2 separate regions of the Homo sapiens genome follow, and region 1 is linked to region 2. Evidence: chromatin loops called from intact Hi-C (ENCODE). Cell type or tissue: mammary epithelial cell. All regions are shown on one strand. Each heading gives the region's core, and the rest is flanking DNA. Links, peaks and the distances in the headings are about the cores only. Region 1 overlaps KANK1 (KN motif and ankyrin repeat domains 1). Region 2 overlaps KANK1 (KN motif and ankyrin repeat domains 1).

The links. Hi-C counts contacts between places; a loop is a spot of excess contacts. Peaks named below come from ENCODE experiments on the same cell type or tissue, not always from the same donor. Only the 100,000 strongest peaks of a DNase experiment are listed, where the experiment ranks them.
Region 1: a loop joins it to region 2, with 4 times the contacts of the local background. A loop is called at or near these places in 5 of 110 quality-filtered maps.

Annotation. Positions count from the first base shown.
Region 1 is chr9:548,355-564,283 of GRCh38, forward strand. The region is part of intron 1 of KANK1 (KN motif and ankyrin repeat domains 1); the gene reads left to right. It also overlaps the pseudogene RNU6-1327P. Among named protein-coding and RNA genes, the nearest start is that of KANK1, 52 kb to the left of the region's middle. RefSeq lists an enhancer at 9,449-10,000. In mammary epithelial cell, for the core only: no CTCF peak of the experiment used is centred there; DNase peaks (open chromatin) are centred at 8,037 and 9,647; H3K27ac peaks cover 2,361 bases.
Region 2 is chr9:601,727-617,655 of GRCh38, forward strand. The region is part of intron 1 of KANK1 (KN motif and ankyrin repeat domains 1); the gene reads left to right. Among named protein-coding and RNA genes, the nearest start is that of KANK1-AS1, 76 kb to the right of the region's middle. In mammary epithelial cell, for the core only: no CTCF peak of the experiment used is centred there; a DNase peak (open chromatin) is centred at 5,875; H3K27ac peaks cover 1,847 bases.

The DNA of each region.
Region 1 (15,929 bases), core at 5,856-9,855, 52 kb before region 2:
GTTTGTCAGTGAGATAGTTGGGGGGTTCCTGAGCTTTTTATTGTTGTACGTGAACTTGGTACTTACTTCTTTGGCTTTTAAACTCTCAGCAGCACGTACAGATGCCCTCACATGCTTTCTGGGATGACTTTAACGCTAAATAGCAGGGGTGTTTCTCAAGAATGTTTAAGAAAAGAAAGCAGACATTTGTTTGCACAAACAGATATTTGTGACTTCTGTGAAAAAATTCCAATAGTTGTAATATAGGAAATTTTTATAAACAAACACCCCTACCAACTAACCCATCGTGTATTTTTATGTGTGTATAGAAAAAATGAAAGGATATACTAAAATGTTAATTGCATAGTTTCTCTGGGAATTGAATTTAATTAAAATTTTTTTATCAAGATTTTTAAAGTTTTATAATGACCACGTTATGTTTATGTAATAAAAATAAAATAGAGGCTAGGCACAGTGGCTCACACCTGTAATCCCAGCACTTTGGGAGGCTGAGATGGGAGGATTGCTTGAGTCCAGGAGTTCGAGACCAGCCTGGGCAGCATAGTAACACCCTATCTTTATTTTTAAAAAATAAAATAAGAGAGGGGGACAATAAATGCAAATATATAAATGACAGAAATTTTATGGTCTGGTCAAAGAACTATCATTGCATGAAATTATAGATATGGTCATGTAAGGTTACCTTTTTTCATTATAATTCCACCAATAATTCTAAAGTTTCTTTTCTTTTTTTTTTTCTACTTCTTCCACAGAAAAACAGGACAAAGAAACCTGTGTGAATTTTCAGCTTTTCACCTTCTCTGATTTTATTTCTTCCTCACTCTTCCTTTGACAGTCCTCGCAGTCCGCCTGAGAGAGTAGAGAAGACCCCCTCCCAGAACCTTCCTGTAAGGTCTCCCCGCTGACTTCCTGTAGTGGATGTGACTGTGTGCCAGGTGCCTGCCGAAGACCCCTGTCACTGACTGTGCCCTTTGGGAAAGAGTCAACAATGGCCTCCTCCTATGGCTGACTTCGTTCATGTTCAGGCTCTCCAGCTTGCTAGTGAGAATTGCCAAGGATTGGTTCATGGCAGGATAGAACTAAACTGATAGATGAAAGCTCCACAGTGCTTCAAGACGGGGTCCCGTTCATGTTAAGCAGTTTTCCTTCCTTCAAAATAAAAAACTAGCAGTCCTTAGGGAGGACAGTTTTTTCCTTCCTTTTCCTATTCTGGCTCCAACAGCTGTCTCAACACAGCCCGAGATGGGGAGCAGCCTGGCTTCCACCGGCAATAGCTGTATTGTGGGAGTGTGAAAGAGAAGCCACCTTTTCCTCCCTCTGCCCAAGCCACCTGGCCCCTTTGTCCTTTCTCCTCCTCGTCCTCTGAGGTATGAGTGGCTGTGACTGTATGACATAGGAACTATGAAGCGGGGTGAGGGGACGGTTTGGTGCGTAAATCCTCACGCAGGTGGCGGTTATTGTCTGTGTGGAGGAAATAAGCCCGGTTCTTCCTGGGACTGCTTTCATTTCCCTCTAGCTTCCAGAGGGTAAAATGAACCTTAATGGAGGTTGGGGGGTGGCACGCACAAAGTCCTGGGTTGAGGGGGCAGTGGTCAGAAAGTTCCCTAGGGTAATATACAAAGGAGAATTAACACTGGGGACACTGAGGTGGGTTTTGGTCCTTTCCACATAACTGACACCTTTCAAAGCAAGGACTTGCTTTCTCGTGAGGAATGTCAGCAGTCGCAACACCACTGGGTTGGATGCAGGATAATTATTCAGAATCACGAGTTACCTGTTTGCAAGCAATCACATTGCAGGTGGGATAAATAAGCAGACAGTCTGTGGTAGGTTCCCCCACCCCAACCGCCTCCCCTCCCCCCAGGGATACTGTAATTTTAAGTATTGTTTTGGATATTGGTAATTCTAAAGCTCCAATCTTAACTGGGTTTTATGAAAGCCGTTATAGGGTGTTTATTACCAAAAAAACCTCCTTCTTATTTAATAATACAGTGCCTAGCCACTCCTTTTTCCCTGCATCCGTACATGAAGCCTGATTGCAGATCTCGAACAGTATATTTCTTTGAGCTAAACAGCAAGAACAGATAAGGTATCTTATCAAAACACCACGCCAGGTGGCGTGGCTCACAGCTATAATCCCAGCAATTTGGGAAGCTGAGGTGGGAGGATTGGTTGAGGTCAGGAGTTTGAGGCCGCAATGAGTTATCGCGCCACTGCACTCCAGCCTCAGCAACAGAGGGAGACCCTGTCTCTAATAAAACAAAAACATTACACCATTGTCAGAAAGTGATTTGTTCTTCTTTGTTGGATTAAATTCTCTCACGTGCAAGGTAGTGGCCAGCAGCCTAAGAAGATACACAAGCTCTTCACTGTAGATGTTTGGCGGTGTGGGAGTTACAAGGTTAATTATGAGCGTAAGGCCCAGGCATCTTTTCTTCCTAACAATTTCATTTCATCCTATTTCTTTTTCCATTCTTTCTCCGAACTGTCTATACTTTATTAAAGTCTTCTTTTTCCCAGACTCCAGAATAATTTCCTGTGATATGTTTTAGCAGTTTCTCCAGGAAAAGGCTCCAGGAGTCTTTAAATCCAGCCCTCTTTCTGCTGTATCTTTGTGCCTCACATCTTGAGAGAAGTTGAGTGGTAGAAAGTAAAGGAAAGCAGAAAAAGAGATGGGTCAGGGAGGAAAGCCAAGATGGAAAATGGATGGGAATGAATGAGGAACATGATGTGGGTTGGGGTGTCAATTCATGGTTAATACAACATGTGTGGCTCAGTATAACCAGATTGTCATAAGAAGCTCAGGCAGCTCTCCCCCTCTGTTGCCTGGGGCTTTTCGCAGTTACAATAAAAGTGGAAAGATGAAGAATAAGGGCAAGCAGAAGACACACACATTTGCCTGTTTCCCTCTTTTTGTCCAGATTGAGTAGATGGGAGGCAGGGCTGTTACCCATGATGGTGTTTCATACCAGAGTCAATCTACTAGTTTGCTTGGTTTTATAGGCGTGATTCCCAAATTTTGAATCTGAAGTTAGCTGTCAGTTTAAATTCAGAGGGTCCGCAGTTGTTTTTCAGGTTTTTCTTGATTCTGCCTTTGGAAACCAGGAAGATGTTGAATTTACTTTTCATCTGACAATATTGCACATCTGTGAACCCAACTGATCTGAAAGTGTTTACCTCTTAACTCTGTGAAGTTAGCTGGTTATTCTGGATGGCTGGGACAATGGTGAGGACCGTTTATAATGGTTACTCTCACCTGTGCTCCAGACGCTCCACTTGGTGCTAGAAATACAGCAGTGAACAGACATGGTTCTTGCCTCCACACAGCTTGCAGTTTAGTAGGGCAGACTGACGACATTAAAAAGATACCATCGGTGTTGTTATAATGGTGATAAGAGTTACAAAATAAGGGGCCAGGTGCAGTGTCTCACACCTGTAATCCCAGCACTTTGAGAGGCCAAGGCAGGAGGATTGCTTGAGCCCAGGAGTTGGAGACCACCCTGGGCAACATAGTAAGACCTTGTTTCTACAAAAAAAAAAAAAAATCAAAAATTAGCTGGGTGTGTTGATGTGCACCTGTGGTCCCAGCTACTCAGGAGGCTGAGTTGGGAGGATCACTTGAGCTCAGAAGGTCAAGGCTGCAACGAGCTATGATCGCACCACTGTATTCCAGCCTGGGTAAGTGAGACCCTGTCTCAAAAAAACAAAAATAAAGGGAGCATGTAACAGTAGGATCTAATCTAGCCTAGGCAAGTACGGCATTCTTGAGAAGTGACTTAAGACCTGAAGGACTGATCGAATTGTCTGTGTGAAGATTGGCAGCGGGTGCTCTGAGGGGGAAAAGCGGAAATAGCATATGCAGACACCCTGAGGTAGAAAGGGAGCTCTGGCCTGCTTGTGTGATTACTGTGGGAGAATGAACAGGAAGAAGACGAAAGTAGAAGCAAGAAGACCAATTAGGAGGTTCCAAGGACCTGCCTAACTAAGGTCAGTTAGCCGGTGATTGCCCAAGCCAAGACTCAAACTCATTTTTATGAAGGCCGCACACCCTCATCTCCTCAGCAGTTGTTAAACAATATTTGATAATGGTGTTCATGTCAACCTGGCACATGTCTAGAAGATTCTTAAGTGACTTTTTCTTTTCACATGGCTTTTTGACCTTTTAAATATAATATGTTTTAATATGACGTTATTAGCTGCACAAAGGAAGGGAACTGCTCATTTGAATGAACCAGAAGAAACTTGGAATTTTGCCTGCCTTCTGCTTCAGCCCTGCCAAAATGTAATTTCTTTAATTCATCAAATCACATTCTTGACTAATCTGCTCAAGTCTGTACTATGCCTTGGCCTTTTTCCCTGTGACAATTTAGGGATCTTTAAAGAAAATATTTTGAAATGTTTTCTCTTGATCAGGGTGCTTGTGGTTAGGTATTGCATACACTGCTTTTATTTGCAGAATGAGCTATTTTTCTACCATGTGATCCTTTGTTAGAAATGAACATGATTGTGGCTGGCCGCAGTGGCTCACGCCTGTAATCCTAGGACTTTGGGAAGCCAAGGCAAGAGGATAGCTTGAGCCCAGGAGTTTGAGACCAGCCTGGGCAACATAGCGAGACCCCTTCTCTACAAAAAAATTAGAAAATTATCCAGGCCTGGTGGCACACACCTGTAATCCCAGCTACTTGGGAGGCTGAGGTGGCAGGATCGCTTGAGCCTAGGAGGTTGAGGCTGCAGTGAGCCATGATTGTGTTACTGCACTCCAGCCTGGGTGACAGACAGCGAGACCCTGTCTCAAAAAGAATGCAATTGTAATTTTGTCACCTTTATTTAAAAAAATCATTTATCAGGTGGTTGCAATGAAAAGCAATTTAGTTGTTTACAACCTCTACCTTCCAGGGACTTAAGTGTGTTCAGAAGTATTTAAAATGAAATAATTATCTTAGCTAATAATGATAAAATTACTGTGGAGCATTGAGGGCTACTTTGTGCCAGGCAATCAGCTTTAAACACCTTTGATTTTCTCCCTATGATGAGGGGTATACTGTGATTTTTATTAAACATTTGGGGAAACTGAGGCTTAAAGTGGCTGAGTTTTCTAAGAGCACGCAGGTGGAAAGTGATCAAGCTGAGTCCTCAGCTTCATATCTTCTCAGGGTCCTTGATCTTCCGCACCCTGTAGTTCTGGTTCATTTTAGGCAATTATCAGAAGTCACCTCAAATGCCAAGAACCTGTGTAACACAGGGGATGAAGTAAATGTGAGCAATGTAATGAAGCGTTTCCTTATAAACTGTTGTAAGGATTTTGTTCCAGAGATGAAGTATGAGAAAAATATAAGCCAATTGTTCAGTTTCATATTAGTCACCCTCTTCTACTGAACTTTGGTAAATTCAAAGCTTCCCTCTATACGAATTTACTTTTATAGGAATATTACAAAATCTATACTAAGAAATATTAGAAAATAACCTGTACTTAATAGGTTTAATGGAAATTAAACCCAAATATAATGGAAATCTGAATGAATGCTCATTTAAAAAAATATAATTTATAGCAGTGGTTCTCAAACTTTAGCGTGCATTTGGGTCCTCTGGAGCATTATGTTAAAACACAGATAGCTGGGCTCCAACCCCAGACCTTCTGATTCAGGAGTTCTGGGACTGGCGTACAAATGTACATTTTTGACAAGTTACCAGCTGTATGAGGGTTCTCCAAAGAGACAGCATAGGTATATTAGGAAGGAGATTCATTATAGGAATTGGCTCATGTGATTACGAAGGCCAGGAAGTCCCAGGATGTTCCCCAAGAAGTCTCAAGATCTGCCATCTGCAAACTAGAGAACAAGAAGGCCATTGGTGTAATTCAGTCTGAGTCTGAGGGCTGAGAACCTGGGAGCACCTGGCGTAAGTTTCCATCTCCATCTGAGTCTGAAGATCCAAGAACCAGGTGCGCTGATGTCTGAGGGCAGGAAAAGATAGAAGTTCCAGCTCAAGCAGAGAGCAAGTATTTGCCTTTCCTCTCCCTTTTTGTTCTATTCTGGCCCTCACTGATTGGATGACACCCATCCACACTGATGAGCATCCATGTTGGCGGTCTTAACCCTTTTCCCACTTAGAAAAAAAGTGCGGTTTGTGGCCAGTGCTTATTTAATTTTACATAAACAGGCTGTTGGAGGCTAAAGCAAATCGGACTGATTTTCAGTGTGAAAATAAAATAGAAAATATTATTTCTAAACAGAACTAACATCACAACCATCTGAATTATCAGAATCATCTATTTCAGAAAAATCGGATTCATCAAATGAATCTTCCATCAACTGTTAGAGAACGATGTTAACATCACTCATAGGAATGCTATGTTTTCTAGGATTTGACATTTTCAGCAATTGAGAATTACTATATTTTGTAAATGGAAATGCCACTACTAAAAACAGAATCCTATAAATAGGATGATGTCTTTTGTTTCCAAAGTCGATATACTAGAACGATGTGAAAATTTAAAAAACGAGATCTTTCGTGGCAAGGTTATCTTGGGGTAAACACTGCAGCTGCAAGCACCATGGGCAAGTATTCTCAGGGCAAACAGGAAGAGAGTTAGTGAAGTCTACTAATTCAAATGCTGATCTCTTCTTGGCACACCCAGAAGTAATGTTTTACCGGCTGCCTGGGCATCCGTTTGCCCAGTCAAGTTGGCACGTGAAATTAACCTGCATACCAGGTAATGTTTCTGCTGCTGGCCTAGCGACCACACTTTGAGAACAACTAATAAGTCATAAGACAGTAGAACCCCTGGATAGTAATAAGTGCTCGTGAAATGAGCTGGCCAGTAGCTAATCCCTGAGAAAGCCATTTCCTAGTCTTATACCACGTCAGTAATCCAAAGCAGGATGGCGATCTGAAGTCCTGAAGAGTCAAGGGTGATACGATGACTCTATGGAGCCATCACCACTATTGGGAAGACAGTGGGGACACCTGCCTCCCCTACCTTCCACACCATGTACATGATGGCACGTGACTTAGATGTGCAAACTGTGCAGTGTCAGCTTTGTGATGATAAACTCTTCCACTCAGTCTGCTATGTATATGGCATAGTCACTATACTGCTAAATTAAATAAATCAAATGAGTGAACATAAATCAGGATTCAGATACCAATTAGGTAAAATACTATAGTTTGTATATGATGGGGATTATCCTTTTTCTGGAATGTTTCAGCATCCAACCTTTGCTGCGTTTGTCTTCTTGCAGTGACTGAGAATTAGCTGAAATAACTGTAAAAGCGTAAGATTCCCATTTGGCTGGAGATGAAATCACAGAGGTTGGTTTACTAAGCCTTAAGAAATTCCTTTAGATTTGATGTGTCCAGACTTGTACTGGAATATGAAATATTCAATTTGACAAGATCTGTGAGTTCCTAGTACATACGTGTTTTTAGAAATGTGTTTCTCAAAATACAATTAGGAAAAAATCCCTTTGAAATGCTAAAACTACCTTTAGTGGTGATAAAGATGCCGACAACCCCTTCTGTTTAAATAAAAACAAACAACTTTTAACCTTCATGATGTTATAATAACATCATTAACTTGTGTAGACAAACATCAGTGCTCACATTTAAAGTAATCATTAAACATTTTCAGAGTTATACTTAAAATGACTTTTTAATCATACTATAAAATACTGCTGCAAAGTTGTTGGTGGGGTACTAAGTTGTAGTTCTTATTTCTTCTTTCTCTACAGTCTGTTTTGGCTCTACCTTGGGGGGAAAATACCCAAAGAATTGTAACTGAATACAGAAGCATTTTAAAAAATCTTATTTTAAAGAGGAGGAGAAATTTTAGAGCTATTTCTGATAATAAACCTCAAAAAGTGAGAAGTATTAGAATTTATCTTGGTTAATTTTCTTTTTTTAATTAACGAGCATGCATTGCTTATATAAAACTTTTCTCTGTATGTGTCTGTATCTGATGCAGTTAGAAGTTCAATGTGAGTTTAGTGATTCCCAGGGAAGACTTAGGGAACCTTGGTTTCTGAGTTGTGCTCTCCTCTGACTACGTGGTGAGTCTTAGTCTCTGGAGTCAGCCAGATCCAGATCTTAGTCTCATGGAGTTAGCCATGATCATTTTAAACTTATAATTATTAAAGTGCTATGATGTACAAAGGTGCTTATGAAACTAAAATTTGAGGAATTAGATACAATGACTATGCGGTTTTGCTTTTTAGTAACTGTTTCTCATTACTTCATTGATCCAAAGTGAGATTTTTAAAGCTAAAGTCCTTGTTCCATTAAGATAATTCTGTCATTTGTCCAGTTACTCTCCTTACTCAAATTGCTAGCCCCTTTGGTACTTTTCTCTCTAGCTCTTGCCCTGCTTCATGATGTTCCTGAATAGTTTTAGTTTTCTTTGTTTATTTTTCCACTTTCTTGGGCCAGACCTCCAATTTAATTCTTTTAGTTGAATGAGCTGCTTTCTCGCTTGTTACAGACTCACTTAGGGCTCATTCCTCCCTGCCTTAGTCCCAGTATGGTCTCAGTAATGACATGCAGTATGGGGACTTTGGACTCCTGTTTGAACAAACCAGCTTTGAGATGATAAAAATTTGAATATGAATTGAGTTCTTGAAGATAAGAAATTGTTAATTTTGTTAGGTTTGTTAATGGCATGGTAGTTACTCTAAAAACAAATTTCTGGGCGAGTGTAGTGGCTCATGCCTGCAATCCTAGTACTTTGAGAGGCCAAGGCAGGAGGATCACATGAGCCTGAGAGGTTGAGCCTGCAGTGAGATGAAATTGCGCCAGTGCACTTCAGCCTGTGTGACAGAGCAAGACCATGTCTCAAAAGGAAAAAAAAAAAAAAAAAAAATTTATTCATTAGTTATAAATGCACACTGATGTTCTTATAAGTGAAAAGATATATTGTTTTGGTTTTGCTTTAAGATTCCAGCAAATATAAAACAGAAAAAGAGGGAATATATTAAAAAGGCTGGCAAAATATGTATCATTGTTGAAGCTTAGTGATGGGTGCATTGTATTCAATATAGTATTCTCTTTTGTGTATATTTGAAGTTTTTCATGATAGAAGGTTTAAAAATTTAGAACAAAAATGAATGTGGAGGTTCAGGATCCTACCAGATGTTTCTAAATGAACTTTAAGTGACAATGGGGAAAAATGTCCATATCATCCTGGAGTTTAAGGCAGGGAATTCTTGGTAGGGGGCTATTGAAAAATAGCCAAACTGTTAGTCAAAAATGTACATATGATCTCATGGCCACAGATAGTAATGTAGAAGACAGATCACGAAAGTACTAATCCTTGGGTGAGGAAGAACAGGAGAAGGCAGCCCAAGAACTTAACTGAGGCCCCAAGAACTAAGGAAATCTGTTTTGTAAAAGGACCTGTACGGCCAGGTGTGGTGGCTGACACCTGTAATCCCAGCACTTTGGGAGGCTGAGGTGGGAGGACTGTGTGAGCCCAGAAGTTTGAGGCCAGCCTGGGCTGGTTTAATTAAATTAGCTGGGCATGGTGGCACACGCCTGTGGTCTCAGCGACTTGGGCGGCTGAGGTAGAAGGATTGTTTGAGCCTGGGTGGTTGAGGCTACAGTGAGCTATGATCGCGCCACTGCATTCCATCCTGGGTGACAGAGCAAGACTCTCTCAAAAAACAAACAAACAAACCTATACGAACAATGGTAGGAATGTCAAGGAACCCAGGAGTGAAGATCGGATTAGTCAGATGCTGTGAGAGGAGGTGGAAAAAACCAGTGTAGAATGGGCAGGCACCTTTGAAAAGGCTAGAGGAAAATTTTGGAAGGGCATTAAGGAGGAGCATAGCAAAGAAGTCTAGACCTATGACTTGGAGCTGTTCTGTTATATAAATAGGATATCCAGAGATAGCAAACTGCTCACTGCAGGAAATAGGGGAAATAGAGGATAATTTGGAAGAACACCCCACTGTTATTATTTGTGGCAGTTATGTTCTATAAAGTCGCTGTGGACATAATTAGTGAATACTGAGCCATTGCTCCTAGGGGAACAATACAGAGTTAGATTCCTGTGAGCCTCTGGTTATAACGATTTTGTCAGCTGTCAACCGATCAATACATAGCCTTGTTTTGCATGTGTTTCTGTTTAAAGATACCTTGTTTAATATACATTGTTGATTCATTAACATTGACCTCATGGCGAAGAGCACTGTATCTCATGCCTAAATGAAGCTTAGCCAATGCGTCTCTTCTTCCTAAGGCACATCATGGCCTTGTTGTGATTAAGAACATTAGACGACACTAAGGCATGATGTTTGGGGCTCATTTTAAACAGCAAAATCACCAAGAAACCCACAAAAATGAAAAAAAAAAGCCCTAAAAACTAGCCACAAAAGGGACATTTGTTAATAGTATAAGGGCTAGAACAAAGAGTGTAGGCTGGTTTTTTGGCTTCAGCTGGGTACATGTATGTGGAGTGACTCAAATATTTTGGTGTGTACTTGCTTCAGTGGCACATATACTAAAATTGGAATGATACGGAGAAGATTAGTATGGCCCCTGTGCAAGGATGACACAAATTCGTGAAGCGTTCCTTAATAAAAAAAGAAAAAAAAATTTTGGTTCTCTCCACCTGTGCGCAAATGACCATGAGCATTAGTCTTGGGGTTATAAATAAGTTTTAGTAGATGAATTTGCAAATGTGGAATCCGTGAATAATAAGGATGTACTGTATTTTTTCATCTTTATTTCTTAATTAACAACTGTGATCTGTATTTTAAATGAGCCTTTTTGGGGGAGCTTGATAGGCATTGAGTGTTTTTCCCAAAGATTTGTCACCTTCTTGTGAGTTGTCTAGTCTGTTCTTTTGGTTTTATAGATTTATTCTAAACTAAAAGTTAATGGTAGTTGCCATTTATAATTTCTTGCAGAGGTTTTTGCAGAGATCATCCATTTAATATTTTTGTGCATTGAAGGTTTTAATTGTACAGTCAACACTGTCATTCACTTGTGATTTTCATTTTTTCCAAGCTTAGAAAACTTGAAGGATGATGACTTTTTTATTGGAGAGGTTAAAAAAAAAAAGTAGGTAAAAGTGATGGATGCTTAGGCTGAGGGTGGTGACTGAATATGTGGTACTTGAAATTGAGTTTGAGTGTCCAGGCCTGGTTTCATTATATCTTGGGACACTTAAAAAAGTCTTGCAGAGGCAATCTGCTTGAAAATGCTGTATAAACCTTAAACCTCTAAATTGTAAAATGTAAGTGCATAATAATTTCTGATTTGTAGACTTCTGTTGACAATCTTTCAAGACGGGAGAAGGGTGAAAAAGACGGAAAAGACAAACAGATATTTTTCAGAAATGAAAAACATGTACATTTTCTGACATAGGGAATGAGAGATTTTTCTAAATGTGACCCAGAAGGCTTTCAGGTGATTTCCTAACAAGATTTGAGTTTTCTCGGATTAAATATGGTTGTGGCTCTCTACCATGTGCCCCAGTCTTATCTTTGTTATGCCCCTTCACACATACTCTGTTCTTCACATACTCTTCCTTCTGCTGGCTAGTGCTTCCCTGTTTCTGGAACTTTCTTAAGCATTTTTACCATGTATTATAGTTATTTGTATTGTAGTTACGTGTCATCCTTCTTCGTCTTAGAAGAGAAGTTTCCATCTGACTCCATGTTTTCTATTGTAGACCCTAGTTCAGTGCCTTTTAAACAGCAGATATGGAATAATCCTCTAATGGAATAAATGGGGAGAAGAAGGGATAGTTTGTGGTTACCTGGGAAAGCAGTGTGGTTAAGTCAGCATGGGTTTCTCAAGAACAAGCCTTTCTTGAATTAACCTCATTTCCTGTATAAATCAGATACTTATTGGAGAGAGAATTTGGGTAATGTTGTTGTTAGAGGATATCAGAATAAAAAAACTACATGTTTCATTAAGTTCTTAGGATTTTTTATGGATAAGTTGGAAAAGCATGGGCTTGATTGTAATAAGATAGATGAATGTGTTGCAGGTTGATTAACTGTTGACTTTGTGCAATTCACTGCCTTGCCAGTGCTATTCTAACTTTTCCATCAGGGAACTATTAAGGAAGAGGAAAGTTTATACTTTATTTTGGAGGGTTTAGAGGGTTGAGGGTACAGGAATTGAAGGTTGGATTGTGGGCAGGATGTAGGGAGACTTTAGAGGCACAGCCAGGAGCGAAATGTCTTTGAAGACTCATGTTTTCACATAAAGATGCATTCACTTTGTATTTTTAACATGCCCATGTTTGTTTTAAAATACTTTAAATTATCACCAGATAAAATGTTTGAGTAGCCCTTTCCCAATGTCATGATATTCTAGTTTGAGAAGAGTGGTCTTTGATCAAGAAAGGTGGATCAAATTTGTGTCTATCCCATTGTTGGGAGGGAAGCTAACCAACTGGATGTCAGACATCAGGATAGAAAAAAAAAAAGGCTGCAAAAAGTTGAAGGCAATCAACATGAACAAATACACAATTAAGCTCTACTGAATGCAGCTTCCTAGAGTCGGGGGAAAGTTGCATGTTTATAGAATGGGAGACCTGGATCAGTAGCAGCTCTTGTTAAAAAGATTGAAGGTTTCAGCCAACCATTTGATATGGGTGGCCTTCTCTGGCAGCTTTAATGGCACAGTACTCAGAATTAAGGAGATAATCATCCCGTTGTTTTCTGACTTCGTTAGGCTACCTCCGAGGGCTTGTTTTCAAACAAGTTCTACATTTTAAGAGGGTAAGCCAGGGAAATAAATGGACTAGAAACTATGCCCTACCAGGAATAGTTGAAAGGCTATCGGGGTGGAAAGGAGAGCAAAGTTAATTCTCAACTTCAGGGGGGCAGGATTGGAATTTATGGGTAGACATAAGAAGGATATGTTTTTCTATTTCAATCAATTAAGAATTTTTGCTTTGTAAACACACATAAAATGGATATCATATACTATTTAGTAATCACTTTTTTCACTTGATAGAGCATGTATATCTTATGTAACTATTTGATATGTTCATATGATTTTTAATGGCTACATAGCATCTCTCTGTATGAGTGCACTCTTATTTATTAAAACCATCCCTGACAGTTACTTTGGTCATTTCCAATTTCTTAGTATAAACAACAACTCTACAATGAAGATATCTCAAATACACTCATCACTGTGCATTTGTTGAGTTGTTTCCTTAGGACAAATTCTTAGCAGCAGGACAGCTGAGTCAGCATTGGTACTATTTACTTATGGCTTTTGAATACTTATTGCCAAACTGCTTCTTACCAGTAATAGGAACCGCATGTGTTAAAGAAGTCAGATTACCCCAAATTAGAGATGTTGTCATAGGATTTTGGCAGTGGGTTGAATGTTGGACAGTGATCTAAGGCTCCTTAAAAAATGCATGAAAGTTTTAGTGTAGGACCAGATGACTGTTTCATCTAGAACTTTCACATTTCAGTCTTACTATGTAAGTCACACTGTTAAAGAAAACTGTCAAGAGTCTGTAACAGAGAAAATACTGCAGACGTTTTCTGTATTCAGAAAGCACTGTAGAAATTGACCAAGGAAGAGAGGCTCATGGCAGGCAACAACGCAATGCTGTTAGGTTGCATGTATGATAGAAATAGTAAAGGAATCTTTCAGCAGATTAACCATTTTATAACTTAGGTAAGTTGGGGTTTTCCAAGTAAGTAAATTGCATTTTCTTTTTTTTTTTTTTTTTTTTTGAGACGGAGTCTCGCTCTGTCGCCCAGGCCGGACTGCGGACTGCAGTGGCGCAATCTCGGCTCACTGCAAGCTCCGCTTCCCGGGTTCACGCCATTCTCCTGCCTCAGCCTCCCGAATAGCTGGGACTACAGGCGCCCGCCACCGCGCCCGGCTAATTTTTTGTATTTTTAGTAGAGACGGGGTTTCACCTTGTTAGCCAGGATGGTCTCGATCTCCTGACCTCATGATCCACCCGCCTCGGCCTCCCAAAGTGCTGGGATTACAGGCGTGAGCCACCGCGCCCGGCCCAAGTAAATTGCATTTTCTACACCCTGCCAGAGCTGGGTAACAACTGCTTCTGGGGAAGATGGGAACGGACAAAAAGCTGCTCTAGATCATGTTCCCAGTAAAGAGCTCAAAGTGATTTTGCACGTGTTTTATCCTCATGACCTAAAGCTCAGCTGCAGTGAGATGGTGTAGTGCACTGAGATTATCAGCAAAGGGGATTCCAGCTTCACTGCTTGAGTAAGCCACTGGGCCTCTCTGAGCTGTAGTTTCTTAACCTGCATAGGAGATGAATTACCAATACAAGTCAGAGAGTTACAGTGAGGATTTCCTGAGATGATATATTGGATAGTACTTTCTAACCTGTAAAATGCTTTACAAATATTAGTTGTCAAGTTAGACAACCGATGCTAGTGGAGATTTCCAATTTAAAGCTTTCTAATGGATGAAAGAGCTAGTGAACTTCATCACGGCAGAAGTTGGGTCTGATTTTGCTTGATTTTGCCTTGATGTTTGGCTCATAGTTGCAATTCACTAAATATTTGTTGAATGAAAAAAATGAAATTAGCATTTCATTGTTTTATTAACACATTAGAGAGGCACCCATGAAAATGTGTGCTTCTCATCTTTGTGGAGTAAGTACTGCTATTCATTCTTACAAGCAGGGAAGCAGATCCATCAATTCTCAAATCACTCTCACAGCCAGATTCTGCATTTTTCAGGTGATTTCTAATTACATGAAAGAGATTAGATCAAGTACTCTTTTTTGGTTATTTAAGAGGAAAGATGGAACCAAGCCTGTGTTCTGTAGCTCTATTGTGTAAAATCACTTCGAGCAAATGAATGAAATATTTTGTCAGACTTTTTTTTTTTTTTTACTTACTGACCCTTAATAGAAAATAATTTTATGTGTAGCCCTCCCCAGAGTCTCTGTTGCCAGGAAGCTAATGTTGCTATCCCTAATACGGCAACTTTGTCTATTTTTCTGTTCTTTGTGCATTGTGTTTGGTCTTAAACTGTGAATATTCCATTAACTGAGAACTCTGAACAGCCATTGTGTAACTGGAGTGATAGTCTGTGTCAGTTCAATGCATTGTACTTGAGAATAAACATGCTGTTTTATTTGTGGTGGGACTTCTCTCATTGCCACTAGTAATATGTTGTTAACTGAAAATATAAGGCTATTAATAAGCCTCATAAGTACTTTGCATTGTTGAAACAATCCTTCAGTGTAGGATCACATGATTTTGTAGATATGTATGTGTGTGTCTATATTTTCAAATAGGCAGTAGACCCATTCGTTTCTTATCCTTGGGTGTGAGGTCAGAAGTGTCAGTGAAATTGAGTCCAGAATTGTAGTTATGCGTGCTTTCCTAGGGAGAGGTTTCTCTTCTTTTTAATCAGAATCTCAAAATTGCTCTATGGTTCAGAAATGTTTAGGGACCACTGACGCAGCAAATTCAGTTCAGCCCGGATAGTTTATTTGATCTGTGGTGACTGTGTCACTAGAAAGTGATATAAAATACCTAGACTAGCACAGGGCACACATAGGTTCTACACAAATATTTGTTGGAAACCCAATAAAAATCACTGGTGCTTTTTTTCTTTCTTCCCTGTAACACATTATGGCCTGTGAACCTCTAGAAGACAGGATCTTTGTCTTACTTAGTCTTTGGCAGCTGTGTTAACTTCTCGCGTCTGTCTCCTAGTGTCATAGAATGTGCACTTTCTTTCTTTTTTTTTTTTTTTGAGACAGAGTCTTGCTCTGTCGCCCAGGCTGGAGTGCGGTGGCGCAATCTCGGCTCACTGCAAGCTCCGCCTCCCGGGTTCACGCCATTCTCCTGCCTCAGCCTCCTCAGTAGCTGGGATTACAGACGCCCGCCACCACGCCCGGCTAATTTTTTTGTGTTTTTTAGTAGAGACGGGGTTTCACTGTGTTAGCCAGGATGGTCTTG
Region 2 (15,929 bases), core at 4,052-8,051:
CTGACTCTGATGTCCTTTTGACATGCTTCCATCTTTTTTCAAGTACTTCCTCACATTATGGCATCCCCTGATGCTCTAGGCTAATCTTGTATTTTCCTTGCCCTACTTTTGGAATCAGTCACTTCCCTAAGGAGCCTGGGTCCTTTTACTGGACAATGGTGTTTAGAAACCAATATCTGAGTACCAGACGTGCACATTGCAACTGGGGTGGCTTTTTGTCTTCCATGAGTTTTATGGTGAGCTCTTTCCTGTGAACATGGTTGTACCAGGTCTGAAACTCGTTTTTAACACTTCTAGGTAGTCAGTCACTTTGATGTAAAGTCATTTTGATCACTTAATGTTGAGTTGTTAAAATCAATGCACATACCCTGTAGAAAAATAGGTTCTTTATCAATGGAATAGATTAACTTTTTGTGGAAAAATACTTTTACATTGATAGGATAGCATTAGCATCCAGACATTTTTGACATTCCTTCAATAACTATTCCTGAGTTTCTGACTCTCATTTTTAGCCCATTCCATTTTTATTTATTTTATTTTATTTTATTTTTTGAGACGGAGTCTCGCTCTGTTGCCAGGCTGGTGTGCAGTGGTGTGGTCTTGGCTCACTGCAACCTCCCGCTCCTGGGTTCAAGCGACTCTCCTGCCTCAGCCTCCCAAGTAGCTGGGACTACAGGCATGCACCACCATGCCCAGCTAATTTTTGTATTTTTAGTAGAGATGTGGTTTCACCATGTTGGCCAGGATGGTCTCAATCTCTTGACCTCATGATCCGCCTGCCTCAGCCTCCCAAAGTGCTGGGATTATAGGTGTGAGCTGTTGCACCCGGCCCCCATTCCATATTTTAATGAGAATATCTTTTGGTTAGTTATAGAGGTAAATACCTGGATTTACAATGTGTAACTACAGATTCATCATCCTATAATAAAGTAACTCTTTTTGCATAAACTTTTGATAAGTTATTTTTGTCCTTATAATTTTATGTGTGAAGTCTTTACGGTCAGAGGACATTGACAAAATATTTTAGATTGAAAGCCTGTTCTCCTTGATGATTCAGTATAACTTCTTTTGACTGCGCTTTTAGTTCTTGCAAAATAGATCTTGTTTAGATGAGATTCCAGCATGACTCCTTTGTAATTTTTCATATTTTTGCTATTACATCTCAACTCTTGAAGAGCTATTTCTGTGAAAACCAAACATGCAGTCAAGGCACATTCCACGTGTGGCTGATGGGGTTATCATAGTTACAAATCATATTTATCCACAGTGATAATTATCTTCCTTAGCGTTTTGTTCTACTTCAGAGCTCATTTGTGGGCCTTACCACCTGTTTCTTACATATGGGGAAAGAGTCTCTTATTCTCTTTTGGAATATAGATCTAAGAGTAGATTTATATCAGGATTTGAAAGATGAATCTTTTTCAAGGATGTTTTTCCTCTGGACCGTGGCATTGTGTAAGAAATTTCCCTACTCATCCCATCCCTGGGGCACATTAATTTGGAGATGATGTTAAATGTGTCAGAGTGTGGCACAAATCTCAACTGGCAGATAAAGCCTAGTATTGAATTGTTTTCAGTTCAGAAACGTGGCTGGCTGACTTTGACCCTGAATGTGTAAATTATCTTTGCAGCAATAAGAACTTGAAGTAGCTTTGATAGCTAATCATAGTATGATAACTCAGCCAGAAGAATTCACTAAGAGCAGTTTGTGTGTCTTCCATCTAATGTAAAGGTTAGTAATGTAAGTCATATTCTTGGTGCCTTTAGACCTAGTTATGCAGAGAGACATCACATTGACATTCAGTAATTCTTACTCTTAACAGTTCCTTAACTCTAAAATCATCTTTTTCCTTACCTTTCCCTAGTTCTAGAACAGCAAAATATTTTACTTAGATTCTATCATTAATTAATATACTCGTTTGAATTTTTCTCTTCTAAAAAATGTAGGCCAGGCATGGTGGCTTTACACCTGTAATCCCAGGACTTTGGGAGGTCGAGGCGGGCGGATCACCTGAGGTCTGGAGTCCGAGACCAGTCTGGCCAATGTGGCGAAACCCACCCCGTCTCTACTAAAAATACAAAAATTAGCTGGGTGTGGTGGTGTGCGCCATAGTCCCAGCTACTCTGGAGGCTGAGGCAGGAGAATCACTTGAACCCGGGAGGCAGAGGTTGCAGTGAGCCAAGATCACGTCACTGTATTCCAGCTTGGGTGACAGAGCAAGACTCTGTCTCAAAAAAAAAAAAAAAAAAGTAAAATTATTTTGGCCTTACCATGCTTGGTTTCTTTGTCTTTGTTTTTTCATTCACTTTATGTTTGGGGAGGAGAATGGAGTGTCAGTGATTTCAGCAAAAAGTTGGGGTACCAGTTCATAATAAATTAGTGTCTAAGATTAATGTTACAGCTGATATTCAAAGTACCAAATACGTTATTGTTCTGATTATTCTGGTCCTTAAATTTGTCTCTTTCCTGGAGACGTGGTAAACAATAATGATGATTCTAATAATGACCATTTATTGAATGAGCACTATGTGTCAGACATTGTACTGGTGATGTGGTTTGGCTGTGTGTCCCTACCCAAATCTCATCTCAAATTGTAATCCCCACGTGTTGAGGGAGGGACCTGATGGGAGGTGATTGGATCATGAGGATGGTTTACCCCATGCTGTCCTCCTGATAGCGAGGGAGTTCTCATGAGATCTAATGGTTTAAAAGTGTTTGGCAGTTTCACCCTTGCACCCATGTCTCTCTCTGTCTCTCCTGCTGTCATGTGAAGAAGAGGTCCTTGCCTCCCCTTGGCCTTCCACCGTGATTATAAGTTTCCTGGCCGGGTGCAGTGGCTCACACCTGTAATCCCAGCACTTTGAGAGACCAACGCGGGCAGATCACTTGAGGTCAGGAGTTCAAGACCAGTCTGGCCAACATGGCGAAACCTGTCTCTACTGAAAAAACAAAAATTAGCCGGGCGGGTGGCGCACACCTGTAATCTCAGCTGTTCGGGAAGCTGAGGCAGGAGAATCGATTGAACCTGACAGATGGAGGTTACAGTGAGCCAAGATTGTGCCACTGCACTTCAGCCTGTGTAACAGAGTGAGACTCTCTCAAAAAATAATGATAATAGTAAGTTTCCTAAGGCTTCCCCAGCCATGCAGAACTGTGAGTCAATTAAACCTTTTTTCTTCATAAATTGCTCAGTCTCAGGTAGTTCTTTATAGCAGTGTGAAAATGGACTAATGCAATTGGGCAATGTCTGACAGTTTGCAAATACCATCTCATTTGTTTTTAATAGAAACCTCCTGCTGAGAGTGGTGGCTCACGCCTGTAATCCCAGCTCTTTGGGAGGCCGAGGCAGGCAGATCACATGGTCAGGAGTTTGAGACCAGCCTGACCAACATGATGAAACCTGTCTCTACTAAAAATAGAAAAATTAGCTGGGTGTGGTGGTACGCGCCTGTAATCCCAGCTACTTAGGAGACTGAGGCAGGAGAATCACTTGAACGTGGGAGGCAGAGGTTGCAGTGAGCCCAGATTGAACCACTGCACTCCAGCCTGGGCAACAAAGTGAGACTCCGTCTCAAAAAAAAAAAAAAAAAAAATCTAATACTAGCCATGAGGAAAGATAATCACTCTCAGATAGTAAAGCATTTGCTTAGCCATATGTTAAGCTCTGAATTCAGATGAAGGGGCATCTAAAACAGGCAGAGAGCATCAGGAAGGGCTTCCTGGAGGAGAAAGTGCGTACACTCAGTCTTTAAGAGCACGTGGGAGGAAAAACCAGTGAAGTCCTCCTGCTGTAGACAGAATGATCAGCCTGGGCAAAGGTGTAGAGGGGTAAGAGAGCGTTAAACATGAGGCAGCTGTGTAATATTGTTTCCTGTAATCTCTTCTGTACAGGTGGAGAGGTAGCAAGAGACCCAAATGATGAATGGCTGTGAGTGCCATGCCATAGCAAAATTCTGGGTTTTAAAAGAGAATAAGCATGATCAGGCTGGGGATGTTGAGGAGGGGAAAGAAGGGGGATAGAGATGGAGACCACCCAGTGGCCCGCTCTCCCTCAGTGCTTTGGATTATGGGGAAATGAACAGAGAGCCACTGTGCCCAGATTTTATTATGGGTTGAGCAGTGATCAAGATGGGAGAGAGAAATGGTAATGGGACTAACTGGCCCATACACCAGATGGCATTTGAGGGGAAGGCCGGGTCTGTGTTGTCAGGGGGCCCTGTGTTCTGACTCCCTTCCCATTAGAATAGGTGGTGATTAAACAAGCTATGCCACACCCTAAATTCTGGTTCTGGGTTTTACTATTCAGTCAGTTTTATCAAATTAAGATGATCATGTCTTCCCTTCTGAAAAATTATAGGGGAAGAAAAACCATAGAACTTTCCCCCAGTATATAGCATTGAATTACACATATTCCTACACACACACACACACACACACACACACACACACACACACCACTCACACATATATACGTACATACATATATAATAGAATTTTTATATAATATGTAAAATTTTAAAAATATATATTTTTAGAAGGGCTGGGGGTGGTGGGGGCGGTGGCTCACACCTGAAATCCCAGCACTTTGGGAGGCCGAGGTGGGCAAATCACCTGAGGTCAGGAATTCGAGACTAGCCTGACTAACATGGTGAAACCCCGTCTCTACTAAAAATACAAAATTAGCCGGGTGTGGTGGTGCATGCCTGTAATCTCAGCTACTCAGGAGGTTGAGACAGGAGAATCACTTGAACCCAGGAGGTGGAGGTTGCAGTGAGCTGAGATCCCGCCATTGTACTCCAGTCTGGGCAACAACAGCAAAACTCTGTCTCAGAAAAAAAATATATGTGTGTGTTTTATAAACCTATAAAATATGTGTGTGTGTGTGTGTATATATTTATATATTTATATATATTACATATATATATATGTTTAGAAAATAAAAGATGCAGTATGTCAGTGCTTTCTTATGACAGTTGCAGCTACAAAGGAAGATTAAAGCTTTTTAAAAAGTAGAATTTTTATCTGTTTGTGGAGAGGACTGAAACCAGTAAGCTCTTGAAATGTTTTCATCCTCTCATCAAATATATATGGACCTGCCATATGCCAGGTACTGTTCTTACTACTGTGGAAATAGCAGAAAGGAAAAACAAAGTCCCTGCTCTCAGAAGGTTTAGAATGAGATAAGGCAGGCTACTGAGTTGGCTTAAAAACTAAGAGGAAACTAGTGAAGTGTAGTTGCCCGTTCACATTTTTATTTTTTTAAGTATTTTATGCCCACGGAAAACTGTGGGACTGGGACTTGAATTCTAATTTTATGTTTTCTTGGGTTATTCTTTAAAACAGGGTCTTAGACTAGTAATTAATACAGTGTCACTCTCTTTCACCTTCCTCAATTCCTTTGCATGCTTGTTAGGTCATTCAGAGTGGCACTAAGGTAAACTTTGGCATATCAAAATCCACTTGAAAGCAGATGGTTAGCAAGGGGCAGTGACTTATGCCTGTAATCCCAGCATTTTGGGAGGCCAAGGCGGGTGGATCACTTGAGGTCAGAAGTTCAAGACCAGCCTGGCCAATATGGTGAGAACCCGTCTCTACTATAAATACAAAAATTAGCTGGTGTGGCGACGCACACCTGTAGTCCCAGCTATTTGGGACGGTGAGGCAGGAGAATCGCTTGAATCCGGGAAGCAGAGGTTGCAGTGAGCCAAGATCGTGCCATTGCACTCCAGCCTGGGCGTTACAGCAAGACTCCATCTCAAAAAAAAAAAAAAAAAAAAAAAGGAGATGGCTATGCTTGTTAAACACTGTTTCAGTTGAGTACCTCTCCTGTGGGCTTGTTGGTTCTTGTGCAGATTCCTGCTCCTGCCCAAGTCCAGGACTAGCTGCACATACCTGCACATGTGCCTCACCCAGTCCAGGACGGCTAGCCTTGTTCTCTTCACCCAGCCCAGCAGCAGAGTGCTAGGAAACTTTGCTGGCAGGGCTGTAAGAACCTCTGTAGTTTCTTCCCATTTCCTTGTTCTCCTAACTTACTATGCTGGGAGGAAATAATATGGTGTGGTAACGATTTTAGGCAAAGAAAAAAAGCGCCGAAATGGATGTGGTGGTAAAATTAGGCCAATCTTTTGGAAGCACCTTAGCAACCTCCTTTCATGTTCTTGGTACCTTTACCTGGTTGTATTGTAATGTTCATTTTTCCTTGTGAACATCTCTCTGTGTGTGTGTATGTGTATAATTTATCTAGTACCATGGAATCTTTGAAGGAAAGACTAAAAAACTTTCAGAATTATTATTATTATTATTATTATTTTTTTTTTTTTTGAGACGGAGTCTCGCTCTGTCGCCCAGGCCGGACTGCGGACTGCAGTGGCGCAATCTCGGCTCACTGCAAGCTCCGCTTCCCGGGTTCACGCCATTCTCCTGCCTCAGCCTCCCGAGTAGCTGGGACTACAGGCGCCCGCCACCGCGCCCGGCTAATTTTTTGTATTTTTAGTAGAGACGGGGTTTCACCTTGTTAGCCAGGATGGTCTCGATCTCCTGACCTCATGATCCACCCGCCTCGGCCTCCCAAAGTGCTGGGATTACAGGCGTGAAAACTTTCAGAATTATAACAATAAGTTTCATTTGTTGTATAGCACATTCTACGTGACCATAGACCAACTCTCCTTTATCAATATTTGTGTATTCTCTTAAAGAGCTAAAAGAAATCATTTTTTAAAAATTCTTTATATCTAATGTTGGCCAATGTTACCTATAAGAAAAGATCATTGTTTCAGAGCATGTGAGATGAAGATGATTGACTTTAGGGCATTTACATGTGGGAACTGTCAAGGTAGTTGAAGTTTACAAGAGTGGGCTCTCTCTCTAGTCACTTCGGGAGGAATGCCATCATCAGGACATCATCACGACTGACTGATTTGGTCAGTCTGTCTTTCATCAAGTCAGGGAGATAAACAGAATTGAAAAATTGTTCACAAAGGTTGTCAGTTATTAGGGTGTGGCTGACGAACCACACCTGAAGAGCTACCTAGATGAAGGCAACTCACAGAGTTACTTAACAACCTCCACCCCAGTTGATGGTCCAGAGTGTTTCCAAGGGAGGTGAACTAAGCCAATGTTGAGACTGAGTGGGATAAGGCCATGGTGACATGCATAATAGATGCATTCATACACATTGCTTCAATAGAGCATTTTCTTGGATGGAAGCATGGGAAATAACACATGGGCGTATACTCACGCTTGTTGTTAGCTTTCGGGGTCACTGCTGATATCCTTCCTTGTTCAGTTACCCTTTGGGACTTGAACTCCTGCAAGATCGTTGAAAATCTTCATGTTCTCAGAACTCAAAGGGAAGAAGACTTGACCCCTAACCCTTCAGAAAGCTGGCTGAAAAAAAAAAAGATTGTCCATAAATAGCAATTGGCTTTACCTAGTATTATTTACCACATTATTAAACTGCTAATTGCAGTGGTGTTTTTATAATGCCACTATATTATTTTAATTTAGAAAACATTTTATAAGTTTATTGTTTGTAAATTAAATAGATTTGCTTAACAGTTCTTTGGGAATTCCTTAAACTTTATTGCTAGCTACAAGTCCTTTTTAAATAGAATCAATAGGCTGGGCATCGTGGCTCACGCCTGTAATCCCAGCACTTTGGGAGGCCGAGGAGGGCGGATCACCTGAGGTCAGGAGTTCAAAACCAGCCTGGCCAACATGGTGAAACCCCATCTCTACTAAAAATACAAAAAATTAGCTGGGTGTGGTGGCGTGCACCCTTAGTCCCGGCTACTCAAAGGGCTGAGACAGGAGAATCATTTGAACCCCAGGAGGTGGAGGTTGCAATGAGCTGAGATCGCTCCACTGTACTCCAGCCTGGGTGACAAGAGTGAGACGCTGTCCCAAAAAATAAATAAATAAAATAAAATAATGAATAGACTCAATAGACATTGATCCTGCTAACATATTTTGCCTTTTAATCTATTGGTACTTCTTTTATTCCCTTTAAAGTTAATTCTAAATAAAGGAGAAGTATCTTAATTTGGTTAATATCATAGTTTGGAACTATGGCAAAATTATTTTTTCTCAGGCTACTTTCTAGTAAGTATTTTATATTTATTCACTAAAGAAAATTTTTAAAATTTCAAATTACGTAGAATTGTACCACTCTCACATAGAAATGTTTTTATCTTTCTTATACATATATTTATGTGGTTTGATTTTTATTTGGAATGCTTGTTTTACTTGAGGTGTCAGGACTTTCCACTCATTTATGAAGCCTTTACAATTATAATGATAAATACTGTTACATTAATGTACAATAATTTATAAAACTGACTTTCTCATGTTTAAAATTTAGATCGTGTCTAATTCTTTGCTACTTTAAGTATCATTGCAGTGAAATCTTCAGGCCATAATAAGTTACTTCCTTGCGATAAGTTCACAGGAATAACTAGATTAAAGGTATGAATACATTTTAATTTGGTTGAACACTTACGTTTATCAAAAACTCTTTACAAAAGTAACACAATTATCCTAATAAATTAGAATATTAGAAGTATATAAGATGAAAAAACATTCTCACTGAACTTCAGTCCTGCTCTCCAAAGTGAACCATGATGAGACCTTAAGCAAATGTTATATATAATGAGAAAAGATAGTCCTGAAGAATTGAGTGATATGGAAGTGATAATGGTGTACTATATGGGTGAAAAAATAAAGTACTGGTTTAGATACATGATTTAAGAAATAGAATCCTGACAGTTCCCTCTGTGGATAAGCCATAGAGGTGTCCAGTGTTGGTTTAATATAGCAGCTGGTTTGACCGAGTACCCTCTGCTGCGTCAGGTAATGTTAAATGATGTCCATGCCCCCTTGACTCTGATCAAGACATGGCTACAACCTGCAGTTTCCAGCTTTCCTGGGTTTAAGGGCCATTGAAGAATCCTTGTAGATAAGAGAAGAATTGTACATTCCAGGAACTGGAGGCATAGCTAGCCTTGGAAAGCTCGGAGGGTTAGTTGAGACAGCTTTAGACTTGCACATCTGTGACCTGAGTATCTTTGAGACTTGATTTCATCTTCTAGACCCAGAGGCAGAGATCATGTTTGTGGTTATTTTTCTGGGAACTGAGACTGGGCAAAGGGAAAGAGGCCAGTACGCAAGAGTGCTGTTTATAAATGGTTAACATCGTCCCCAGTCCCGTAGAAGAAGAATGAAATGGTATTCTCCTGTTTGGTGGTTTTATTTGATTGTTTTTGAATTCTTTGTCTCTGACAGAAGGCATCTTCTGTATCCTTTATGTTGTCACTCACTTTATTACTCTGGCATTATTATAATTAGGTTACCTTATCACTCCACCTGCCAGCCCTATCTCCATCCCCAAGACCTGAAGGGACGGTTGGCTTGACATGTGAGGAGGTTTTTTGGCCTTCAGAGATGTCGCTGTCAGCCCCCTGAGTTCCATTTGTTAGTATTGGGTCCAGCCCACAGCTTTCTACTAAAAACAACAGGCAAACTAAAGAATCTTTTAGTAAGTCACAGACAATTGTCACTGAACCAAGAGCCCAGCCCACGGGGCCAGTTCCTCACCGACTCTATGCCTTAATTTCCAATGTGTAAGCTTGGATGACTACACTTATCTCCAGGATTCAGTGTAGGACATAGAAAAAAGTACAGGACTCAAGTAATGATTGAACTTGGAATAAAAACCTTAAGGCCCATGTCCTCTGTCTCTCATGCTTTTCAGATGTGTCTTAGTGCCTGCTCCTTGCACAGAAGCTGAATCCAAACAAGCCACTGAGGAAGTTACATTTCACTTCACTTCTTAATAACATAGGTATGTCGATCCCATTAGATAGGAGTGTGTCTAAAATTCAGAACCTTTGACACTAATTATCTGACTGTCAAATGACAGTGTCATTCTATTTTGCAGGCATTTTTGATAGTTTATCTTCCCAGTAATATTTTTGTAATCTTCATCACCTTGACCATCTAACTCTTTTTTTTGGAGACAAAGTCTTTCTCTGTTGCCCAGGCTGGAGTGCAGCGGTGCAGTCTCAGCTCACTGCAACCTCCGCCTCCCGGGTTCAACCGATTTTCCTGCCTCAGCCTCCTGAGTAGCTGGGATTACAGGCGCATGCCACCACACCCGGCTAATTTTTTGTATGTTTAGTAGAGATGGGGTTTCACCGTGTTAGCCAGGATGGTCTCGATCTCCTGACCTTGTGATCCGCCAGTCTCGGCCTCCCAGGGTGCTGGGATTACAGGCGTGAGCCACCGCGCCCGGCCGACCATCTAACTCTTATGTGCCCTTGCCTGTACATATAAAAGTACATTTAAAAATAGGATTGGCTTTCATTTGCATAATGAACACACATATTACCCATAGTACCTCCCACACAAAGCCACCTATGCCTCTTAAATTGCACTTTGTTAATAGGAAACTATCTGTTGTTTTGTGCTTTTGGCAGCTGTAGAGAAAATACACAAAGCCAGGTGTTGTGGCTCTTGGGTAAGACTGAGAATGTGATTTTTGCAATCTGTGTTTTTTTAATAGCCAGTTATTGGAGATAAGAAAGAGAAATTCAGTACAAAGTCTAAGATGTCCCAGTGATGCACTCTGACTGGGTGTCATTATCTCAACAGGAATGAATGTAGTTCAACAGTATGTAGGCCCGGTTTCTTAGACATGATGTCTGCTGAAATGGTGATAAGGTATCCCACATTATCGGTGTTTTTTTGAAGACAGCCTTTAGGGTTTCAGTGTCATCATCTTTATGCCTTTTGCTAAAACAGTTTATGTTCTGCCTTTTAGTAAGCCTTTATGTTAAAAACGTTTCATATTAAAAAAAGTTATCATTTGGAATACATAGGTCAACTATCTAGGAATGGGACAAAGTACAGAAACAATGAGACAGGATTTGTGGGATGAGAAATTAAAAAAGCAGTCCCTTCAGCTGAAGAAGCTGCTTAGAAATTTAAGCCGGACATCTCAGGCGGCCATACTGGAATGGAATGTGGAAAAGGTAGCAGTTATATGTGAGCAATACCTTTGACTGTGACACTCTTTCGAACCCCAGTTTAGACCAGCAGCAGCTCTCCTAATGGGGAGTCAAGAAGTAGTAAGAGACCCTAAGAGTCATATAAGACACAAATCACCTTTGCCTGTGATATTTGCCATACATATGCCTATGGTTACATGCAGAGGATCCCAACAGGAGCATCATACACACAGCAAATAACACTAATGTGTTTTATTTATATGTACCAAATTAAAGGGGCATACAAAATAAAATTTTTAAATGAGTGGGTGAAGATATTGGGACAGAAGGAAGATATCAAGAGGAGGAAATATGGAGTAAAGATAGAGGTAGCATGTACTGTAAAAGATCTTGTAAGTAGACCAGAATAGGCCAGTAATTTGGCTCCATGCTTCCTAGCAGCCAAGGCAAAGAAGTAATTGTGACCAGATACATAGTTCACAGCATCTTTAAGATTCAGTAAGCTAGCAACTCAAGAAAAGCACAAGTAGTCACCATATAGGGACAAGTGGACCATGCTGTGAACAGCACACTAGATAGCAAGTACAGCTGTAACAATCGTTGCTGGAGATAGAGCAGAGCTTCAGTCCTTTATGACAAGCTTGTCCAACCCATGGCCCACAGGCTGCATGTGGCCCAGGACAGCTTTGAATGCAGCCCAACACAAATTTGTAAACTTCTTAAAACATGAGATTTTTTTAAAGCTCATAAGCTATCATTAGTGTTAGTGTATTTTATTTGTGGCCCAAGACAATTCTTCTAGTGTGGCCCAGGGAAGCCAAAACGTTGGACTCCCCTGCTGTATGGAAAATCGAATTTGTTTACATTCTCCTGTTGTATTCATTTTTGAAATTTTGCTAATTCCTAAAAGGAATCCACAGAGAGCAAACTCTCTATTACTAACTTTTTTCCTCTTCTCAATGTAAATTAAGTAGTATTTCAAATGAGATTAAAAACAGGATACTTCTTGAACTTTACTTTAAAAATACAGGTTCATGAGCCCCTTAAGTTTTGTGACTTTCTGTTGTAAAAAAGACTGTATTCACTAGATGGCAGTGTCACCAGCCTTTTGGGAAGTTAAATATGAGTGTGACTGTCCTAAGTACTAAACATGGGTAAAAGTAGGAAGACCATTTAACTGAGCATAAAGGATCTCATTTCTGCGCCCTACAGGAAAGAGTAGTTCTCCTTTTTCTCCTCCCCTCTTATTTGAGGCCGGGAAGAAGGCGCTGTGCATAGCGCTCCAAGCATCTCTGGGTGGCACTGGAGGGCCATTTTTCACAAGGAGCAAGTCGGCCAGCAGAGTGCTCAGTTCTTGGTCATGCCAGTGGCTGCAGGGTTTCCAGCCACTTGTCCTTGCTTCTTTGTTTCTGAACTTTCAGTCCGGGGCAGGAGTTACTGACAAGAGTTCACAAACCAGCTGTGAGATAATGGTGTATTGATAAGGTACAAAAGTGTGTTTAGCAGATGGGGATAATTTTTCGACCCTCAGTGTTTGTTTAAATTGTTTCTAGCATGAAAGCAATATGATCTCTCTCAGGAAATGAGATTGTTTTCTCTATTCAGGTAATAGGATCTTTTACCCATTTCCATCTTTGAGGAGTGATTATATACTTCTGCAGTTTTTTTAAATGAAAAAGATTTATTTTTAAATCATACTGGCATAAAGTTAATGGTATTTTGTTAAATTTTAGGATTTTTACAGCATATCTTGGCTGACACTGATCTTGGTCCTATCCTAGTGGCAATCTCTTAACAGTTGTGCTGCTGGTGTTATGAGTAGGACAGTTCCTCATTGTGTGGGACTGTCTCGTGTGCGGCAGGGTATTCTGCATTCCTGGCCCTTGCCCACTAAATGCCGGAAGTGCCCCTCAGACATGACTGCCCAGTAACACTCCCATGCATTTCCGTGTGCCTCCTGGGGTGGGGCCAGTACTCTCTAGTGTTGAAAACTGCTGGGCTAGAGATTTTGGTGTAGGTTGTGGGCCTTGTGGATTTAGTGAACATGATCTTTTAAAGAAATGTATATAAATGTACTTTATATTTTTAAAAAATCACTACAGCCCATCACCTTAAACTTCTGCTCATTCATATTTATATATGTATTCTGATTGTGATTACTCCTACATACAATTCTTAATATAGTACAAAATTGTACATATATAATTTTATGGTACCCATCCCCCCCCTGCCCTTTTTTTGAGACAGGGTCTCAGGCTGGAGTGCAGTGATGCAATCATGGCTCACTGCAGCCTCCGTTTCCTGGGCCCAAGCAATTCTCTTACTCAGCCTTCCGAGTAGCTGGTACCAAAGGTGTGCGCCACCATACCCAGCTAATTTTTAATTTTTTGTAGAGGGTCTCCCTGTGTTGCCCAGACTGGTCCTGAACTCCTGGCCTCAAGCAAGTCCTCCTGCATTGGCCTTCCAAAGTGCTGGGATTATAGTCTTGAGCTACCGCGCCTGGCATAGTATCATCTTTTTGATACCAACATACTATAAATATATTTTATTGCATTTTATTTGAAACTGTTAATAGACACATAATTTGCTGATGAATTGTATTCTTTGCTCTTTTAGTCCATCTGGCATCATATGCTCTTCCTTTTTGCTAGAATTCCCTCTTTTTTTCTTTCTACAGAAGTATCACTGGGTGGGAGAAAGCCTTACCTGTGATGGTTTGAGTACCCACATTTTAAAATTATGCTAGTTAAGAAGAGGGGGAATAATGTTGTTTCTTTTCTCTTTTTCTTATCAAATAGACTAAAAAGGCTACTCAAGGGCTGGAATTTGATTCCCACTTGTTCTTGTGGTACCTAGCACAGAGTCAGTCCCATAGTATATCCTTTAGGTAAAGACTTAATTAATTGGTGTGCTTTCAGTTTATTTTCCCTGGTTGGTCTTTGCATTTGTCCAGTTAACACCAGCTTCTGGATATTAGATCACCATAAAGTCCAAGACATGAAGAACAAATGTTATATATTCTCTTTGACATTTAAAGACAGAAGATAGTGGTAGAGGAGATCCCAAGTGATACCTAACCTAGCTAAAGACCCATGAGGAATGAAAGAACGAACAGGGAAAACAACTGCTGAATCCAGGTGGAAAAATGCTGGCCTACTTCTGGTCCTTGGTATGCCAGGATCCAAAGGTGGTGCCAGCTGATAGCATATGTTCAACAGCTGTGTTGATGCCATTTGCCTGCCCAGACAAGCCTCTTGAGGCATGAAAGCCTAAGGAAGGTTTCTCATATTAAGGATCAACAGGGACTCTTCTGTATCCGTCCTACCAGTGTCACCTCCCCACCCAGCATCAGCCGAGCACCACATCCACTGAAGCTCAATAAAGAAATGTTTAATGCTGAAGAGTTTCAATCAACAAGATGAAATTTTCAGGTTTAGGTAAACTTAGGAACTGGCTTGGGTTACTAGACTTCCAAATTTTATCCGGTCCTACCTTATTGCATGACATAACCGTGAGGACTAAAGTGAAGGCTTTTCAGCAGTCACTTCAGTGAGTCCTCAGCATTTAGGTGATACTGTATCAACTCGTGTCTGAAGCAACTTGGATTTAAGATAGTAGATCTTGTGCTGATTATTAGAATGGACATCCTGAACACCACTTAAATTACCATCAAACTGCATAGCCAGATCTTTAATTTACGAAACCTCTATTTTGTCACTTCTCCAAGCTGTCATTTAAGCTAAAAGCTGCTGTCTTTACACATATAAATCAAAGAAATATTTCATTTATATTCACTTGATACCTACCAAATTTCACCACTGGAATTTCTGAATACTTTATATCCTCTATCCTTCCATCCAGGCTTGGCTTTACTAAGTGTCCTTTCTAAGCCACTCATTATCAATCAAGATAGTAATTATTCTGCAAGACCCCAAATCTCAGTGGCTTTCAACAACACACACTGATTTTTTTACTCATATGCTACACGTCCATTATTTGTCAGCTGCAGCTGTGTTCAGTGTTGACCTCAACCTGTGATGGAGCAGCCTCTGCTTATGTCGCTGCTGTTCTTTATAGCAGAGGAAGGAAAGAAAGCAAGGCAAAGTTCCACACTAGCCCTTAAAACTTCTTCCTGGAAGTGAGACATGGTATTTCTGCTACCACTTCATTGGTTAAAGCAAGTCACAATGCCACACCCGAGTTGAGTGAGGGTGGGGATATGTGATTCTTCCTTAGGAAGGAGCAGGAAATTTTGGTGAATAGTAATGTAATCTACCACATGTTTAAAATGCAGTCCCTTCTCTAGAAGATCTCAGTAGTCTAAGAGAGAATAATTTTTTTTTAATATACTACCGTAAGTGAATGTTAGGTCAGTTAGGTCGATTTTTTTTTCATTCTTGCAAGGAATCATTATGTCTAATAAAATATAATAAAGAGTTTATGGTATATTTGAACTGTCCTTAATGTTATTTTACTGAGTCCAGTTCTTTTGGCAGTGGTTTAGTTTCTTTAACAATCTGTATTCTACAACTTCACTCGTTGCCTTCCTTGTTTAACATTTATTTTTCAAAACCAGACATGTCTTTTGTCTTCAAAGGATAAATGGAATTGGTTAGGAGAAGGATTGGGGAGGAGGGGGGTTGTGGCAAATGTCTAAAACCTATGTTTTATTCCCTTATTTTCTCAAAAATGTTAGCTCATGTTCACACGGGTTTATCTGTTTAGTCTAAGAAGTAGTTACTTTTGCTGTCTGGCCAAAGAGGTTCAGGACCCTGGAGCTTTGTTCTTTGGGACCCTGAAGGCAGCCTGGCAGGCAGAGCCCAGTATCACCTTTACAGCTACTTGATGGTGATCAAGAGCCAGCTGCTCTTCTTTCACCTGGCTGTTGGGGGAGGCACACCAATATGGGTGGGCAGGAAAAGTTA